2 separate regions of the Mus musculus genome follow, and region 2 is linked to region 1. Evidence: chromatin loops called from intact Hi-C (ENCODE). Cell type or tissue: left cerebral cortex. All regions are shown on one strand. Links, peaks and the distances in the headings refer to the core of each region. The heading gives the core; the rest is flanking DNA.

Region 1 (11,304 bases), core at 1,816-9,815:
AGCTCTAGGGGTGTGGGTGCCTTTGTGATTGGTTAAGGCTCTGGGGGACTTTGGGGACTTTTGTTGGTTAACTGTATTTGGCTCATGCTGAATGACTGAGGTGCCTACTGAACCTATCAAAGCAGACTTGACCTCCTGGCTCTCCTGCATCCCTCAGCCCCCATCTGTTAAAAGGCCCTCCCAGTTGGCATACCCTGTCCACTATCCTAGATCTTCCAGCCCCAGAGGCTGGGCTGTCCTTCCCTATATAATATAACCATTTGGTGACCTGATCCATTTAGTTTACTCTCTTTTGGGCCTCCTGGCTGTTGCATCCGGTTCTCCTTTCCCCTCTTTTCTCCTCTCCGCTCAGGGTCACGTTCACTCTCCCAGATGTCCCTATCATTGACCATGCTCTTTTATCTACAGTAAACTTTCTCCTCCACCATACCTAGAATCTCTCTCTCTCTTCTCTCTCTCTCTCTCTCTCTCTCTCTCTCTTTCTTCTTTCTTTCTTTCTTTTTTTCTTTCTTTCTTTCTTTCTTTCTTTCTTTCTTTCTTTCTTTCTTTCTTTCTTTCTTCCTTCCTTCCTTCCTTCCTTCCTTCCTTCCTTCCTTCCTTCCTTCCTTCCTTCCTTCCTTCCTCTCTCTCTCTCTCTCTCTCTCTCTCTCTCTCTCTCTCTCTCTCTTTCTTTTCATTCAAGAAGGGTTGCCAAAGGAGCCTCAATCCAGAGGTTGAGAACCACTAGGCTATAGTTTGTTAAGTAGGGTTGTCTACCTGGCTAGTGAGCCTCAGGGATCCACCTGACTCCATCACCCCAGTGTTGATATTCCAAGTACATGTCAGTCCACCCGGTTTTAAAAACAAATTATTCTTTGATAATTGTATACAGTGTGCGTTGAACACATTCACCCCCACTCCTCTCCTACCTCCTCTAAGATCCACCCCCACCTCTATCCCCTCTCGGCTTGGTGCTCTCTTTTATGTGTGCGTGCTCAGCTTTTTAGTGTGGGTTATAGGAATGGAACTTATGTCCTGGTTCATATAAGGCAAGCACTTTACCTACAGAGCTATCTCCCAAGCAATAGTCTTCATGAAAGATCCTTTGTATGATTTTTCTATAGCGGCACAATTGGGGACATACATAGCTGCTTCCTGTGTCACTTTTCCTGAGGCTTGTCACTGTTCTCGAGCCCAGTGATGACTTAGAGGCCATGCTGGAAACTTGCTGGGTCTTTGCACATAAAACACGGTCCTACATTTCCCCCTCACAATGTATAGCATTTGGGGTGCATTTATAATTGATGCTTAAGAAGAGATTTCTCCAGGAAGTAGGGATGTTGGTCCTCACTCTCTGCTCTGCTGTTGCTGCTGAGAGTCTGACTTACTCCCCTGGAGCTAACTATTGGCTTTATTTCTTCTTCACAATTCCAGCATCTCATGATATGTCTGGCTCCATCTGTTTTCAGTCAGAGTGACTCAGTTAGCTGGCTGGCTTATGCTAGTTTTCCTAAAGAATCTCTCTTAGACCCTCTCATCAATGACAGAAAATCTTCTCTGCAATACTTCTTTACAGAGGGGTATACGGGTGACCAACACTGAAACCCTGGGTTCTCCCATTTCTGTGGAATGAGCTGTTGGGAATATATGGTCTCTTGGGCAGGGGCATTCCTGAGTCAAGTTGTCACTTGGCACCAGGCTTTTCCATGCTTCCCAAAGCCAGACATTTCCCTAGAGAGAGTGACTGTATTAGTTACTTTCTTATTGCTGTGGGGGAATGCAGTGGCCAAGGCCACTAATAGGATGAAACGGTTATGTAGGTGTACAGTTCCTGTTAAGGCCTAGATGGAATGTTAAGGCCTAGATGGAATGTGAAGGCATGGGTAACTGTTACCTATCTAGCCTTTCATTTTGTGCTGTTACTAATATTGTAAGGACATTTTTCTCATATGTTGTTTCTGCTGTTACTAGGAAACTTTCTCATGCCCAAGTTAATTACATATTCTGATATGTTCTGTGCCCCTGGAAACCAATCATGATAGAATTCAGTAGAAGTGCTTTATATAGTTGCCCACAATAAGCTTGGACCTGAACCAACCACCCAGCAGCACTTCCTGCACCTGGGTAAAGGCTTTTATGGTATTTGCTTTTATAGGCTATCCTGGGATGGACCCCAGCACAAGAAGAGAGACACCTGCACCAATATAAGAAGCTATTTGGAATAAGACTTCCATTTTGAGTGGAAGTGGAGTAAAGTTTAAGTTCCCAAGACCTCCCTGGGAACTGACACCCTGCTTGGCAGAAAGAGACATGGACATGGGTAACCGACATACTGATTGACAAGTTAAGACATGAATGTTAGGCAAGTCCCATTCTGGTTGACAAGTTAAGACATGAATGTCAGGCAAAGCAAGTCCCCCATCACAGTTGAATACCCCCAACCAATGGAAATAGAACAAATGTACAACAAAGAATTTCCTAAGGAAATTCCCTATCCCTAAATCCTGATTGGTGGAATAATTTGGCACAGATGTTTGTAGATCTTGGACTCAAAAAGCCCTATAGGATCTTGTTACAGTTAGTTCCCATGTCTTACTCGTGGCACTGATCGATCAGTCTTGGAGTGTGGTATTCAATAAACCACCCTTGTTTGACTGAGATCCATGTCTGAGTGGTTTGTATGGCAATTCACAGACCCCAACACTTCTAAAGGGGTGGGATCCATCATGGTTGTAAGAGTGACATTAGGGAGACATGACCTCAGGAACAAAACAACCTCAAGTAGGAAGCAGAGGGAACCCGCCCTCAATGATAAATGCAAGCCACACCTCCTAAACCTCCCAAACAGTGTCACCAACTGGGGACCAAGCTTCCAAAGGTCTGAGCCTACGGTGCGGGAAGAACTTTTATTCAAACCACAACAGTCCCTCCACTTCTTCTCGGGGCTCCATCAAAATGCAAACCGCATTGAATCCACCTGCAAAAGTCTCCATAATCCTTCACAGTCTCCACACAGTTTAGAAGGGCAGAGCGTCCAGGCACTCTTGATGGCAAGTTCCTGCAAAATCACAAAAAGCTAATGAGATACTTTCAACATATAATGGCACAGAATATGCATCTCTATTCCAAAAGAATGGAGCGAGTGAGGACATACTGGGCTAAAGTGAATAAGAAAAAGAAATCAAAGGTAGACATGATTGCTTCTAAGGGGTTGAGGCTTTTATTATAGATATGAAGAAGAATACAATTAGAGGCAGGGGCAGAGACATATGGAAAAGTAGAGTGGACAGGGCCAGCAAACCGAGCTGGGCCCTACGAGGAGACAGGGGAGAGGAGGTGGGGAGAGCCCAAAGTCTAAGGACGGTACCTAAGAGGCCAAGAAGTAAAAAGGACAGATGTAACCACATTAGCTGGATTATATGGGGCAGGGCAGCCCAGCCCCTGGGCTATAGAGTTTAGTATAAGGAGTGAGTTATGCCAGCCAGGAGGGCCCTGTAACAATTAGGGACTGAAGGATGCTGGGGGAAATTTCACTAGGAGTGAAAATATCCACATTATATGTTAATAGGCACCTCCAGTTAGCCATTAGTCCTGTGTTTGAGACTAACACAAAAGCAAGACCATACCCTGGCAGGACAAAGGCCAAATTGTAGCTCTGTGTCTGATGCCAGTGGGCTTAGATAGCCCCACACTTCTAACTTTGCTGCCTGCAACATACATTTCTTTGTTCTGACTCTTTGGCAGCTACATCATGCCCGAGACATATCCAATGTCTTGGGGTCTCTAATGTGATGCAGGCTTCACCTCCACAACCTCATACAGTGACCCATTGGTCCCTATTGCACTCTCAGAGTCCTCATGAAGAGACTACCCTATCATACATTGCCTGTCCTTTGTTGCTCTCTAAAACTGCATTAGATTCGATGACCCCTTTATTCTTGACTCCTTGTCACATTGCCAAGTTTGGTGGCCAACTTGGGATGGAGACTGGGTCCTTGAATCACGTTTGCAGCAACTTCTGTGTGTTGTTTCTTTCCATGAGCAGAAAATCCCTTAGGCCTTTTCAGGAGTTGGCAGCTTAGCTAGAAGGGGTCTTGCTCTGAGACACTCTTTATTGTAAGACAGATCAGGCCTCTGCTTAATCTCATCTCTTTGAGCACAAACCTTGGCTGCAACATTAAGTTTTTGCTCTTTCTTTTCTTCAAAAGGTACATTTTGTATTTTTCTTCACTTGCTCATTTTCACTGTAGACCGGTCTAAGCATGGATAGCAATAACTACATGACAGAGTCAATATGAGGTGGTCTTGAAATCTTCACCAAAGAAATCAAGCAAGTCCCTAGGACTGGAACGGGGAAATCAGCCAGTTATCACAGGAATAGTCTTCTGCTAATATCGTTTCTCCCGAAACCTCTTGAGCTGGGCCTCCACTGTCCACATTGCTCTCAGCGCTGTTTTCTAAGCTTCTACTAGGATGTCCCAAGAGCCTCTTTATAGAGCAAGTTCAAATACTTTTCTAGTCCAAAGTTTCAAAGTCTTCCACTTTCCTCAAAGACAGCATGGTTGGGTCTCTTGCAGCAACATCCCACTCCTGGTACTAATTTCTGTCTTAGCTCAGGCTTCTCATACTATGACAAAATACCATGACTAATGGCAACTTTCATCTTATGCTTCTCAAACCACACATTACCACCGAGGAAAGTCAGAGCAGGAACCTGGAGTAGGAAACTAAAGCAGAAGCCATGGAGGATTGCTGCTTAGTTGCTTATTCTCAATGACTTGCTCATCTTTCTTTCTTTCTTTTTTTTTTAAAGATTTATTTATTTATTTGTTTATTTATTTATTTATTTATTTATTTATTATATGTAAGTACACTGTAGCTGTCCTCAGACACTCCAGAAGAGGGAGTCAGATCTCATTACAGATGGTTGTGAGCCACCATGTGGTTGCTGGGATTTGAACTCCTGGCCTTCAGAAGAGCAGTCGGGTGCTCTTACCCACCGAGCCATCTCACCAGCCCTCATCTTTCTTTCTTATACGGCCCAGGGCCACCTGCACAGGATGGACTGGATCCTCCTATTATCAATCATCAAGACAATACTTCACAGGCTTGTCCACAGGTCAAACTTATGGAAACATTATTTCAGTTAAGATTCCCTCTTCACAGATATGTCTGAGATTGTGTCAACAGCACTTAAAAATTTTCTTTTGGTGTGTGGGGGAAAAAAAAAAGAAGCAGATTTTAGTCATTTGTGAGAATTTTCTTCTACCGAAGACAAATATGGCAGGATTTATGTTGCGTAGGAGTTCCTAAGGAAAGAACAGATAGATAGCCAAATTGTATGCTAAAGAGCTTCTGGAGGGCTTTAAAGCCCGTGGAGCTGTTCGCGGAAAACATCCATGACAGAAGAATACAGGGGAAGCTGATACATCCTGCCCCAGAGCTGGGCAATTTTACCCCCAGACGAAGGAGAGCACATTTCCTTCCAGCAGGAAATTATTCTAGGTGGCGCTGCTTTGCCTAGGTGGGAACTCCTCCAACAGGCAGGTATGGTGAGTGGGAGGTAACACCTACAACTGCACCCACAGACCACTCTCCCCCAGGGAGCTAACAGGAGCAGGAGGGGAGGTCCTGGGTGAAAGAGCTGAGCAGATTAAGTCCAGCTCGCTGAGTCTATCAGGTGTGGATAAATGTAGACAATGTTAAGGGTTACAGATCTGAGGGGAAAGGTTTCCTCAATGCAAGTGTTGCAGCATCGAGGGAAAAGGTTTCTGTGGTATGTGTTTTGGGGAACCAGCTGTAGTTCTGTATCCTCCATTTCCTCCTTCAGGGCGTCCAGGCACCGCTGCACACCAAGCTGGATTCTGGACTAGCTGGGACTAGGGGCCGTTTCTGAGGATTTCAGTGTTACAGCTCTCTTAGAAGATACTCAATGAAACGGCTCTCTTAGAAGATCTTCAGTGAAACAGCTGGTGCCCATACACAATATTTTGGGGTGAACAGAGGCTATAATGTGAACCTTGGAGAGCGGGAGGAGTTTTCATGGTGGACGTAAAATCGTTGTTTGGAGCTTAACTGTGAATACCTCGTTTGTATGGAGAGGCATTCCAGGAATCCCAGGTCCTTGCTGGGCAGGTTCTTATTGGGGAAAGAGGAAGCTGAATTTGTTGGTTTGCCAAAAGCTATAAAACTTTCCTCAGGTCTGGCTCCCTAAACAAAGTCAGAGAATGGGCAGCAGTGCTGGAAAAAAGGAGTCCTCCATTTTGAGCCGAGCTCAGAGGAGCTATCCAGACATGGTAGACTTCGACCTTAAGTAGCAGTATTTACCAACACGTTCCCCCAAAGGAAGTATTGCAGCTCTGAAAGGAAAAGTATCCTGGCAGTTGGGAGCCAATTAATAACACAAAGTCACACCGTACAACAAACCTCACACAAGAGCTTTATTAGGAAAGACAGGAGGGTGGTTGTCTCTGCTTGGAAAGAAGCAACGGGGAACTGAGGAGGAGACAGGCTTACATTGGGTTTCTTGTCAGCTGAGTTTTCCAGGGTGGAGAGTTCCAGGGCAGAGATTAGTGGGATTTCCAGGCAAGCCCAGGGATTGGTGGGATTTTTGAGTTCAGGGATTGGTGGGATTTCAAGCTCCAGGATTGGTGGGGTTTTGAGCTCAGGCATCGGTGGATTTTCCAACACTGAAGTGGGCCACTTTTTACCACACAGAAGAGCTCCAGGATGTGTAACTATAACGCCTCAGTGAGAAAGGCCGAGGATTATAGGAAACCAATTAAGTTAGCGCCTTCTATTCATGCTTCCTATTCAAACTTGATCTGTAGAGGAAGCAACTGATAAGATCGGGTGGAACCTTCCATACTGTATTATGCGGTTTATGTTCTACTTTAGTATCTTCTTTCTGTGACCTTCCGTGGTCACCTGACATTTTTTCAGAAGAGAAGACAAAGCACTTTGATGGAGCTTCCCCAAGATTATCTTTGTAGCCCCACTGTCTGTTGTGGAATGGTTCAGCATGTTGTTTGGTCTTGCCTACCCTCCGGAAAGGTTTTGTTTAGATAGTGACTAATGCTAACCCCTACGTGTTTTGCAGATTTGGAAAGCCATTGGAGAGACAAACAGGTACAATGATGCTTTCTCCTATCTTGCAACTGGAGCTGGGTTAATTAAAAGGAAATAGAAAAAAAATCCCAAAGTTTGTAAGGTTATGGAATGAAAATCCAGTGTCAGGAGCTCTCCCAACCCATGTCTTCCTATGAGCTGTTGGCCAGAGAAGACCCTGAGGGCCCACAAACCATAAAGGCTATTGCTACTGTGGTTGGTTGTATACCGGAAATAGGTGGTGAGAACCTATTGCTGAAGATACCACATGCTTTGACTCCAGGAATGGAGAAATTAAGCTGAGACTGAGTTGGAAACTCCCAGCCTGCTGGCTGACTTTCATTGAGCCAGAAGGGGCCATTCAGACCCTGGGTAGAGATCTGTCATCAATATTCCTGCTTGGCTCTGAACCCTGAGTGCTAAGGTACTGACATGCTGGGCCTGCTTGTCCAATAGTGGCTCAGTTATCATGTGTAAGACCAACAGACTTCCTAATGGATTTAAGGCCCACTTCATGAGAGGGAGTTCAAGCCTAGTACTGAAAACTAGAACAAAAACCTATGACTGAACAGATCATAGGTCCAAATGCAGAAGCAACTTCTGTGATTTTCTACATGGATGATGTACCTGTCAAACTGTCTTCTAAATGTCTAATTCACTCTCATACAGGATAGTTATTGCCAGCCTCAGCTCACAACCCGTGATGAAGATCCTGAGAACAAGTGTCATGGTGACTCATCTCTTAGTCAATCTATAGCCATCCTCTTCACAGCTCCTAGATCACTGCAGAAGATGGGTGGAAAAAAATAGAAGAGCCAGAGGAAAGGGTGGAAACTATTATATATATCAGCTTCTCCCAAGAAGTGAAACATTCTATACTCTAGCAGAAGGGGAACAAGTCTAGTTTCAGGAAGTCTCTGAAACTGAACAGATTCACAAGGTTCTTCCTTGACAGAGTAAACAATAAAAGCTGGGAGTTGGTCTCAAAGGAAATGAAGCTGAGCTGCAAAGAGTCTTAAGACCAGAATAACTGCTGGGAAGAAGCAGAAACCAACCCAGCTGTTGAGCTGTTTGAAAAAAGGTTTAGACCAACTGAGGCACATGGAAAGGACACTCTCCAACCTGTTGAGCTTCTTGTAGGTTGTGCAGTGTGCTCCAGGTTCCCAGATTTGTGAGCTGTCATCCACACTGGGCTAGGCTTTGGTGAGGCAGCTATGTTTAGGTCATTTCTGTTCCTGTAAGTAACCCCTTGCCCATATTTCTGTAATTAACTGCAGTAAAACTTGTGGCTCATCAAGTTGACTTTGGTGGTATCTGTAGTTTGATTTGTTATGTGCTCCTTATTTGGGATGAGTAGATGTGTATGTTGTATCTCCTCGAGAAAAGTTTTCTCACACACAATGTGGGGGTAGGCTGGCCAGCAACAGTAATGTAGGATTGATCACAAATGTGGGGGAGTTGATTTAAAAAAACATTAAGTAATAAAAAGCAAGTATCTAACCCTTAAAAATAAGAATATTAGGGGAATCAATAGAAAAGTTGAGTATTCACAGTTAGTTGAGTGACTGAGGGAAAGCAATAGAATGAAGGTAGCAAAGATATGTGAACCAAGACAGCACCAAACCACAAAAAAAGGAGGAGGGTGGGGAGAAGGAAAGATGAAAAGGAACAAATTTGCAAAACATTCATATTCTTATCATAACATTGAATGTGAATAGATAAAATACCTCACTCGAATGGTTGAAAAATGACCCAGAGACGCTATCTACAAGAAACTCACTCCACCAGTGAAGACCAAAAAAAGTTAATAGTTAGGAAATTTATTTCAGGCAAATAGACACCAAAAGTGAGCAGGAGTAAGTTATATCAGACAAATAACTACAAAAAGACAAAGAAGGAAACCATATGATTATAAAAGGATAAAGTAAGCAAAAGGAAATAATTATAATTTACAAAGCAAGATATCGATAGAGAGAGAGAGAGATAACTCCAATACAATCAACGTTGAAGAGTTCAACACAAGTCTGAAGCCTCTAAGACCTATGGGACAAAACTAAAAACAGTACCTAATTCCTAGTCTGTTGCATACAAGTGCAAGATGCGCTTATTACATGTTCTGTGGTCAACCATGATGATGTGTCAAAAGAATATAGACATCAGGCTGAAGGAGCTTTTGCTGAACACATCTGGGGATATTTAGAGTACTATGATCTAAATATATGAGTCACCACATAAACCATGGTGTAGGAAACCAGTGACTCATACTATATCATTAAAACTTGATGAGATGAAGATAATTTAATGAATTGCAAGTTTGTCTTCTGATTTTTTTTTGTTTTTTTGTTTTTTTGTTTTTACCAAGGAGAGAAGGATCAATTGAAGATGGAAGAGAGATGTCAACTTACCAAAACCAACTCTGATCACACAAGTGTGTCAACTTAGACTAAATGGACAAATATTTCAAAATACAAAGTATTTTAATTTTCTCAGTATGAAATAGATAAACAACTAGTCCTATACTATGACAGAAATTAAAGCTACAATTAAAAACCTCTGTCCCAAATTTTTTTCCCATTTTTTATTAGATATTTAGCTCATTTACATTTCCAATGCTATACCAAAAGTCCCCCATACCCACCCACCCCCAATCCCCTACCCACCCACTCCCCCTTTTTGGCCCTGGCGTTCCCCTGTACTGGGGCATATAAAGTTTGCGTGTCCAATGGGCCTCTCTTTCCAGTGATGGCCGACTAGGCCATCTTTTGATACATATGCAGCTAGAGTCAAGAGCTCCGGGGTACTGGTTAGTTCATAATGTTGTTCCGCCTATAGGGTTGCAGATCCCTTTAGCTCCTTGGCTACTTTCTCTAGCTCCTCCATTGGGAGCCCTGTGATCCATCCATTAGCTGACTGTGAGCATCCACTTCTGTGTTTGCTAGGCCCCGGCATAGTCTCACAAGAGACAGCTACATCTGGGTCCTTTCGATAAAATCTTGCTAGTGTATGCAATGGTGTCAGCGTTTGGATGCTGATTATGGGGTGGATCCCTGGATATGGAAGTCTCTACATGGACCATCCTTTCATCTCAGCTCCAAACTTTGTCTCTGTAACTCCTTCCAAGGGTGTTTTGTTCCCATTTCTAAGGAGGGGCATAGTGTCCACACTTCAGTCTTCATTTTTCTTGAGTTTCATGTGTTTAGGAAATTGTATCTTATATCTTGGGTATCCTAGGTTTTGGGCTAATATCCACGTATCAGTGAGTACATATTGTGTGAGTTCCTTTGTGAATGTGTTACCTCACTCAGGATGATGCCCTCCAGGTCCATCCATTTGCCTAGGAATTTCATAAATTCATTCTTTTTAATAGCTGAGTAGTACTCCATTGTGTAGATGTACCACATTTTCTGTATCCATTCCTCTGTTGAGGGGCATCTGGGTTCTTTCCAGCTTCTGGCTATTATAAATAAGGCTGCTATGAACATAGTGGAGCATGTGTCCTTCTTACCAGTTGGGGCATCTTCTGGATATATGCCCAGGAGAGGTATTGCTGGATCCTCCGGTAGTACTATGTCCAATTTTCTGAGGAACCGCCAAACTGATTTCCAGAGTGGTTGTACAAGCCTGCAATCCCACCAACAATGGAGGAGTGTTCCTCTTTCTCCACATACTAGCCAGCATCTGCTGTCACCTGAATTTTTGATCTTAGCCATTCTGACTGGTGTGAGGTGGAATCTCAGGGTTGTTTTGAGTTGCATTTCCCTGATGATTAAGGATGTTGAACATTTTTTCAGGTGCTTCTCTGCCATTCGGTATTCCTCAGGTGAGAATTCTTTGTTCAGTTCTGAGCCCCATTTTTTAATGGGGTTATTTGATTTTCTGAAGTCCACCTTCTTGAGTTCTTTATATATGTTGGATATTAGTCCCCTATCTGATTTAGGATAGGTAAAGATCCTTTCCCAATCTGTTGGTGGTCTTTTTGTCTTATTGACGGTGTCTTTTGCCTTGCAGAAACTTTGGAGTTTCATTAGGTCCCATTTGTCAATTCTCAATCTTACAGCACAAGCCATTACTGTTCTGTTCAGGAATTTTTCCCCTGTGCCCATATCTTCAAGGCTTTTCCCCACTTTCTCCTCTATCAGTTTCAGTGTCTCTGGTTTTATGTGAAGTTCCTTGATCCACTTAGATTTGACCTTAGTACAAGGAGATAAGTATGGATCG
Region 2 (9,369 bases), core at 1,357-9,356, 48 kb before region 1:
TCTTTCTGAGCCTGGGTTACTTCACTCAGTAGAATACTTTCTAGTTCCATCCATCTACCCAGAGGGATTATAATTTTTTTTTAACCCTTGAATAAAATTCAGTTCCGCTTATATCCCACATTCTCATTACCCATCATCAACTGGTAAACATCTAGGCACACTGGTTCCTATGTGAGTAAGTATTGATGAACATGGATGTACAAGTATTTCTGTAGTCAGAACTAGAGGCTTCAGTTCTACTGGCTGTCTTTCATAATGCTCAGAGGCTGTATGCCTTTGAAAAGTGTTCAATAGTCCTATCCAGCTGGGAACCCTGCAAGCTACGAGAACAACTGATCTGACAAGATATAGACATTGGTACAGTGATGCCACAAATATTATTGGAGTAACTAACTACTTTCAGAATGGATTTTAAGCATATCCTACAAGACGGAACCCATGCTTGGCATTAACTTGGCCAAGAGCCCAGGGCAGGCTAGGTCCTAGGTCCTAGGGGAGAGCCTAGTAATATTATTCTGCTAACTGGTCATAGTAGCAAACCTCCCCATACATTAGTGAACCTCTCAACTCTTTATCAAAAATGCTTCCTTTTACAGTAGATGCAGATTAATACAGAGACCCAGAACCCACGGAGAAGGCCATTAAAGACCTACCATAAATAGGCACCAAGATCCAATCTGAATCTTTTATAAAATCTAGAAATTCAGATGCTACTTATTAAAAAATCCCATCCCAAAAGATAAGAATTTCCATCAAGAATGTTATGGGTGACTGACCAGGGCAGCTGGAAGAAAGACACCCAAGCACCTGTCTTGGGGGGTGGGGCGCTGTGATGGATGGTTATGTGGTGGGGAGATGGGAAAGACGGCATACAATGGGCAGAGGTAGAAGACAGAGAGAAGCCACGGGGTTCATGCACTGTGGAGATTGGTGGAACTGGAGACTTGACCGTGGTGAGGAACAGGCAGATACAGGGAGGCCACGGGGAGGTCCTGGCCCAGGCTGCTACCAAGGCCATGCTTGGATCAGTGGTCTTGTTGCAGCTGGATCTCTGTCAATGTCTATTGTCCAAGTGATCACCAAAAACCAAAGGATATCCATGGTCTGGGCTGTTACGGAGACCATGTGGTGTCTGAAGGCTGTGTGCTGCCACAGGGGCCCATGCTGATCTGAGTAACCTATGCTGTCACCTGAGGCTATGGGGACATAAGGGCCCATACTGCAGCCAGGGGCCATGTCTGGGTCTGCTGTCTTATGGCACTCAGGGTTTGTGCTGACATCACAGGCCCATGTTAGCACCAAAGGCCATGCAGATGTACCTGGTCTGGACTGCTGCCCACACTGTGCTAAGCTGGTCCCATTCTTCCCCAGCCACCACACTCAGAACTGGCGCCACCCTTTATCTGGGGCAACACAGTAGAGCCGATCCGGATATGAGGGAGTGGTTGAGCCAGCCCTGAAGGCATGAGTGAGGGAGAGCCGTTTCTGCTTCTAGTTTATGGTGGGGTGGCTTGGGCAAGGGAAAGATGTCCTTCCCACTTCGTACATCACTGCTTACGGCAGGTGGGAGAGCTGACCCTGAGGTCACGAAAGCAGGAGAGCTGGCCCTGCCCCTCACCTGGGCAGGAGAGTAAAGCTGGCCCTAGTGGTGAAGGCAAGGGTGAGCTAGCCTGAGGGTGTGAGAGCAGGAGAGCCGACCTTGCCCCTTGCCAGCTGTGGCATTGGGTGAGCTAGCCAGCGAATAGCTCACTCACCCTGGTGATGCAGGCACAGGAGAGTTGGTGGGCTGACTAGCTCAGTTACCTCCCAGGCCCAGATCCAGGGTTTTGAGTTGGTCCACCCCAACAGCTACCCCATTTATAATCTGTCTGCTGGAGTAATGGGTCCAGTCTTGCAGATCCAAAGCTGCAGGATCTTCCAAGAGGAGTCCCCGTGTGGATCCAGTATTGATAACGTAACAGAAACCTGGGGCCTCAAAACAAACCAATGACTCACTGCAAGGAACACTTGTAAGTAAAGATGTGTGGACAAAAGGCTACACTGCGGGACAGATCGTGCACACTGCTTCCACTCCAAGAGGTGTGTGTGTTTAAAATTCTATCTTTATTTTTGTGGGGGAGGTTGCAAGGGTGGGGGGCAGATGGGGGATGGCTGGGATTGAGGTACATGATGTGGACCTTCACACAGAATCAATAAAAAGTTAAATAGAAAGAATTTCATGAGGACAGGCTTGGTGGCAGACATCTGTAAGGCCAGCACTTTAGTATTTCTTACTAGAATTACGTGTGCATTCTGTTGTGTCTGGATTCTTTCACTTACTGAATGTTTTCACAATTTATCCCTGTTGCAGTATGTGTCAGTCCTTGATGTTTTTACTGCTAAGTAATAGTCCACTGCATGGACATACCACATTCTATTTAAATGTCCACCCTTTCATGGGCATCTGTGCTATTTGATTTCATCTTTGGGCTATTATGAATAATGTATCTATAAATACCCATGTACAAGTTTTCTGTGAGTATCTTTCGTTTTGCTGTATAGGGATTGAACGTCTGCCTCATGGTTAACTCTATTTAGTCATTGAAGAGCAGAGGCACTTTTTTTCCCCCATAGGGATCAGCCATTTAAATTTTCTGCTGGTGTGTATGTAAGTTCTTACTCTTTCATATTTTTATTACCTCTTGTTATTAATTATCCTACTGAATGTGTAGGGGTATCATCTTCAAGTTTTCAGTTTTTCTTTTTACTATATATTTTTTAGATTATCTGGAGGGGGAGGAATGGGTCTAGGAGGAGTTAGGGGAAGGAGGGGGTGAATACAACTGAAAAATGTATAAAATTCTCACAGAATTAGTAAAAAATATTATACTTAAAAACATTTCTCCCTTCCATCCCACAATTCTCTTTCTTGTTCCCTCCAGGCATATAAATACACATGTAAGTATAGATAAAGGCACATATTATTTTTAAAGATTTATTTATTTATTTATTTTAATGAATACACTCTAGCTGTCTTCAGACACACCAGAAGAGGGCATCAGAGAAGAAGCCACCATGTGGTTGCTGGGAATTGAACTCGTGACCTCTCTTAACCACTGAGCCATCTCTCCAGCACCCTACATATTTTTTCTAACTTAAATGTTCTTATTTATTATTTGGGAATTTCATATATTACATTCCAATCACATTCACTTCCTGGTCCTCTCAGGTCCAGCTTCTGCCACTGTGACATCCTCCAAAACAACAACGAGAAACAACAACAATAATAAAAACCCAAGTTCAACTTGTGTTGCTCATGGGAGCACGCTCAAACTTCCAGTGGCCAGCCCCTTGAAGGTGACTGAGTTCTTTCTCTACCACACCCCCACAAGACGCCAGCAACTGTGAAGAGCTACACTTCGGCATCCCTGTCATAGTTTTTAAGAGTTCTCTTCAATGGCTTCCTGTCTACATTGTTTCTTTTTGAGGCTGTGGGGAGAAAGGTTGTATCAGAAGCCTTCTATGTCCTTCATTCTCCACTATGAGTCTGCGGTCATCAATGTCAGCAGAAGCAGCTTTCTGGCCTGTTAGTCAGTGGCAGCACAAATTGCGGACTTCCATGCGGTTTCTGGCTATAGCATGCTCCATGGACATGTGGCTACACAGTCCACAGACATCCCTGTGGACTTCGGTGGTAACATGGCCACTGGACATCAGTGCCACCCCCAGGCCCAGCACGAATTGTGGGCATTAACACGGCCTCGCTTCGGGTGGCAGCACAGGCCACACAAATCAACACGGTGCTCAGCAGTAGCACAGACCATGGACAGCAGCCTGGCCTCTAGCAGGGACACAGACCACAGACCGCAGCCTCTGACATCAACATGGACCACGGACATCAACAATGGCTCCTCCTGCAGCAAGGCTCATGTATATTTAAACCTAGGTTCTTTATGAATATAAGAGAAGATGTATTTAATTTTTTTTTTTTTGAGACAAGTTCTCATTAAATAGCCCTGGCAGTCCTGGAACTATCTGGTAGACCAGACTTGCCTCAAACTCAGAAGAGAGCCACCTGCATCTGCCCACTGAGTGCTGAAATTCAAGTCACATACAACCACATCTTTTTTAGCCATATATATGCTTTTGAGATTAATACTGTTCAATATATTTTGTGTGCTTATTGGCCATTTGTGTCTTTGGAGAACTTCCCATTTTTATATCTTTTACATATTTTAATTTATTTTTTAGATTTTGGAGGGGGTTAAAAGAACTTAAAAATACAGTAACATAGGGCTAAAGAGCAGGCTAAGTGGGTAGAGAGGCACTTGCATACAAGGGTAATAGTCTGCGCTTCATCCTGTTATCCACAAGGTGTCAGGAGAGAGCTGATTCCCCAGCTCTGCCCACAAGGAGGCAGGCTTTCTGTGGGCACCTCACACACACCCATAGCACCGCCTCTCGCCTAAAATAATAAATGAATAAAACTTAAATTGCAGTTTAAAGATACAGTATAAAAGACAAATAGCAATACAGAAGCCTTAAGAATCCATTCTGTCCAATAGTCCCATAGATATTTTGTAGGAAAAAAACACATTAAAAAAATAGCAGTTCCATCAGCGCCTAGAAAGCAGGATTTAGAACAAGAACTACAAAGCTATTTTAAATAAGAGTCGTCCCAGCCAGATGCTGGGACAGTCGCCTTTAATCCCAGCACTAGGGAGACAGAGACAGGCAAATGTGTGAGTTTCAAGGCCAGCGTGGTCTATACAGTGAATTCAGGATATCCAGAACTGTATAGAGAAAGTCTGTCTAAAAATACAATAACAACAAAAAGCATTCCTATTCCATAGGGGTCATTGCGTTACTCTTGACTCCGGGCACGTCTTGTATTTACCGCGCATGCTCTGTTTTCTTCCACCATGCCACCGGGTCAGACAGAGCAGGGGCTTCACAACACCCCGATTTTTCTTTTTCTCTTTTTTCTTTTTTAGATTTTTAAATTATAATAAATAAGTACACTGTAGCTGTCTTCAGACACACTGGGAGAGGGCATCAGATCTCATTACAGATGGTCATGAGCCATATGTGGTTGCTGGGATTTGAACTCAGGAGCTTTGGAAGAGCAGTCAGTGCTTCCTGCTGAGCCATCTCGCCAGCCCAACACCTGGATTTTTAATTAAAAAATTTAAATACCTCAGGGGCTGGCGAGATGGCTCAGTAACCACTGACTGCTCTTCCAGAGGACCAGATTTGGTTCCTAGCACCCACACGACAGCTTACAACTATCTGTAACTCTAAGATCTGATACCACCCCCCCAGACATATGTGCAGGCAAAACACCAATGCACATAGAACAAAACTAAACCATAAAATTTATCTCATTTCCCTTATATGCACACATAAGCTAGATTTAAAAACACGTATGTGTGTACATCTGTATGCATGTGTGTATATATGTGGAGGGGTCATGAAGCATGAAAGGGAGTCATGAGCAGGAGGAATGGCTATTGTATGTTATACTAACATATAAATGAATACAATACACACCATTTTATTCTCAATGACAAATAAAGCATATGTATGTATGTATGTATGTATGTATTTCTAGAAAGGGTCTCTCTACATAGCCCTGGATGGCCTGAAACACACTATGTAGACCAGGCTGGCCTTGAGTTCAAAGAGCTCTATCTTGCCTCTGCATCCCAAGTGCTGGGATTAAAGCAAATACAATTTTTCGCTTACATGTTTAGTCCCTTTTAAAGCCACTGAGTCAGGGACCCTAGTAGCCCATGGGCCCTTCCATTATTTTTATTTTTAATTTGTGCCTTTAAAAATATTAAATTAAAAAAATCTAGTCATGTACTGAAGAATATCTTCTCCTTTTCTCTTTTCCCTCCAACCCTTCCTGTGTTCCTTGTATGCATGTTTTGTTTTTTGTTGGCTAAGCACTTAGCAGTGGATAACCAATTAGGGAGTTTATCCTCGAGGAAGACTGATTTTTTTTTTCCTCTTTGTCATTAACTGTCTGTAGCTTTTTATCTGGTTGTGGGCCTTGTGAGATTTTCTTTAAAGTCACAGTAGTCTGGGGGGCAGGGGAGAGCAGGCAGAGACAGCAAGAAAAGTTGAGGCAGAAAAGGGGGAGGGAAAAGAGGAAGAAATGAGTTCTGCCACAAGGCTGAACTTCAGACTGTCATTCTCAGTGTGGGAAGGTGTCATTCACAAAGTTCGAGGGATTTAGTCTATGAAGGTCCTCCTGGACATCAGACTCCTCCATCCCATCAGAGGCTAGCTTGTGGCAGTCCTCCAGGGCGCTTCCACATAGGTGCACAGCATGCACACAGTGGTACTCACGAAAAAGTGAATGAGGTGCCCAGTCAACCTTCTTTGGTGAGATCTGCTCCATTTGCATTTGCCAAGTGGATGAACTGATCCTTATAGTTTGTTTGGAAGTGTCTAAAAACAGATCTTCTATGGCCATTGTCTTGGTTACTGTACTTTTGCTGAGAAGAGATGCCAAGGCCACCATAACTCTTATAAAAGAAAGCATTTAATTGGAGGTTTGCTTACAGTTTCAGAAGTTTAGTCCATTATCATCATGGCGGGGAGCATGGTGGTACAACAGGCAGACACATTGCTGGAGAAATAGAAAGTTCTACATTTGGATTCTCAGGTAGCAGGAAGAGAGATGTTGGGCCTGGCGTGGGCTTTTGAAACCTTAAAGCCCACCCCCAGTAACACGCTTCCTCCAATGAGGCCACACCTACCCCAACAGGGCCACACCCCCTAATCCTTTCAAGTAGTGCCACTCTCTGAGCATTCAAATGCTTGAGCCGGAGGAGGCCATTCTTATTCAAACAGCACAGTCATCTTTCATAATTTGGTTCTCTGAAACACTTGAGCATCATTGTGCTAAAGGTCACCTTGCCCGGCAGCCTCTCCCGAAAGACGCAGGATGCAATCCCAGCCGTTCTGGTCAAGGCTCTCCAGGAGCTAGTGTTCAGGGCTGGAGTTTGTCTGGTGGGCCTGGAAGGGAGGGTCCAGGCCCCGCCACACTGTTGCCAGGGCCAAGCTGCTTTCCTTAGCCTTGACTCAGAAGCTCCAGTCAGGCGCCTCAGAATTTTATTTTATGAGTTGTTACATAGTAGACACGAGTTGATCTGACCTATGTACATGAAACATTTTCTTTCATTCTGTGGGCAGACAGTCTGACAGTGTGAGACACACAGCATGAAAGACCTGAGTTTGGATCTCTGCCACCTACATAAAACATCCCAGTGAGGTGGCACATACCTGTAATACTGGCCTGGGGGCGGGGAGGGGGGGGGTGCAAAGCCGGGAGGCTGCCATGCCACGTGCATACGAGAGATGCTGTCCCTTCTAGATACTTATGTCCCCCGGGAATGTCCTCTAGAACATGCTTCTGGGTCACATGGTAGTTCTATTTTTATTATTTTTTTAAAAGGCTCTTCCATATTGTTTCCCATATGGCCGTCCCGATTTCTCTCGACACCCGTACCCACACTTTCTGTCCCCTGTCTTTTGGATGATCACCATCTGAACAGATGTCAGGTGATGATGGCTCATTGTGATTTTGGTCTCTAGTTCCCAGACGGCTAGTGACGCTGACTACCTCTCCATGTACCTGTTGGCCAGCTATGTTTTCTTTGGAAGAAAATGTCTTTTTTGGCCACTTTTTAACTTACCCCCACTCGGCCCCCCCCCCCCGATTTTTAAGACCAGGAACTTCTTCATTCACAGCGTCTTTAGCCTGCTCAGAGTCTCTTGTGTTTCTGTATGCATTTTAGTTGGGATCTTTTTTTAAATGCTTAGAACATTCCCATTATATTTTGAAATGTTGAATTTTTTTTTAAAAAAAAAACTTCTCATTTTTAGAAATATTGTATTAAGGGCGAAATGTCACTTCAGGAACTTGAGAAGGAATTCTAATATTGGATAAAGCTTTAAAAAAACAGAGAGAGGTGTAATAAAAAAGGCTCACAAAGCAGCTAAAATGTTCTCCCTACAGTTTAAAAAGAAAGTGATGTTATTTAATATGGAGCAATTGAGTTTCTTGGGACTATGACAGACAAGTTTTTGAGAATCTATGGAGGGTTTGCTGGGATCATAATTAGGCTAACATGCTCTTGTGTGTAGCCTGCAGCCTGACCGAAATATGAACGGTGAACACCGTGAGTCCATTTGAAAGGTCTGCCACAGGATCTTGTCTGGAAGGCTTGTTAGGGAGCTGATAGAGCTCTTTTCAAAGTCTGTGGCATCTTTAGTTTGTGGGTCTTAGCTGGAGGAAGTAGGTCTGTAGGGGGTGGGTCTTAGCTGGAGGAAGTAGGTCTGTAGGGGGTGGGTCTTAGCTGGAGGAAGTAGGTCGGTCGGGGGATGCCTTAGACGGTCTTAGTCTGGCTCATGATGAGTCCTGTTGGTTTTTGCATCCTGATCTGCACGGTGGTGGCAGCTTCTACCACACAGTCCCCTGCCAGCAGCTGAGCTGCCCTGCCATGCCTTCTCAGCCATGATATACTAAAATGGTAAAACCTAAAAATAAACCCTAAAATAGGATCTCTCTGTGTAGCCCAGACTGGTCTTGAACTTATAACTCTCCTGCCTTGACCCCTGTAGTTCTAGGATTACAGGTGTGCAACACCATGCCTGACTTGACTTTTTTTTTTTTAAAAAGCTTTCTGGAAAAAATAGAGACCTAAGCTGTATGTCCAACTATCGCAATATAATATGTGTACGGAGAAGCAATTATTCAGTCTGGGACACAGCTAGGGTAGCCCAGCATTCAGCTTTGTCTATTTGATGGTCTAATTTGTCACCCAAGTGTCCCAGAGTGGCTAGAAAGCTACATAGCTTTACTAGATCAATGCTACTGTCTTTGAACTTGGACCAAAACTCAATGCCATACTCAACAGCTATGCTGAGGAAATAAGCTGCCACCATTTAATTGATATAGTGTCAATGTTCTTATTTTATATTTTGAGATAGACTGTCATGTAGCTGGGGGTGGCCTTGAACTCCTGATCTTCCTACTTTTACCTCCTATATGCTAAGATTACAGGCATGTGTCACTATATCTGGCTCAATGCTTATTTATTTACTTTATCATCATTGTCGTCATCATCATCATCATCATTATCATTATTTTGAGCCAGGATCTCTCTATGTAGCCCTGGATGTCCTGGAATTCATTATGTAGACCAGGCTGGCCTCAGAGTCACAGAGATCTTCCATGCCTCTGCCTTCCAACTGCTGGGATTAGAGGTGTGCACGACTATACCCAGCTCTATATTTAATTCTTTTATTGGATTCTATACTGAATACTTTTTAGGGAGTGGAAAACTATTTTAACAAACTATTAGCAGTACAAAATAT

Evidence for each region. A loop is a pair of places that touch in the nucleus more often than their neighbours do. Peaks named below come from ENCODE experiments on the same cell type or tissue, not always from the same donor. Only the 100,000 strongest peaks of a DNase experiment are listed, where the experiment ranks them.
Region 2: it touches region 1 in a loop (2.3-fold over the local background); 9 of 42 quality-filtered maps call a loop at or near these places.

The regions. Positions count from the first base shown.
Region 1 is chr9:106,574,908-106,586,211 of GRCm38, forward strand. It overlaps Gm39420 (a long non-coding RNA gene), which reads right to left. Exons shown (of 3, transcript XR_871142.2): 3 at 2,732-3,037. Gm39421 (a long non-coding RNA gene) reads left to right here and starts at 5,364. Exons shown (of 3, transcript XR_871146.3): 1 at 5,364-5,526; 2 at 7,079-7,107; 3 at 7,756-8,549. In left cerebral cortex, for the core only: no CTCF peak of the experiment used is centred there; DNase peaks (open chromatin) are centred at 5,318 and 7,831; H3K27ac peaks cover 728 bases.
Region 2 is chr9:106,527,674-106,537,042 of GRCm38, forward strand. It overlaps a transcript of Iqcf3 not described here. Among named protein-coding and RNA genes, the nearest start is that of Iqcf5, 18 kb to the left of the region's middle. In left cerebral cortex, for the core only: CTCF peaks have their summits at 3,138 and 4,360 (motif pointing right); DNase peaks (open chromatin) are centred at 4,378, 7,118, 7,508 and 8,340; H3K27ac peaks cover 1,474 bases.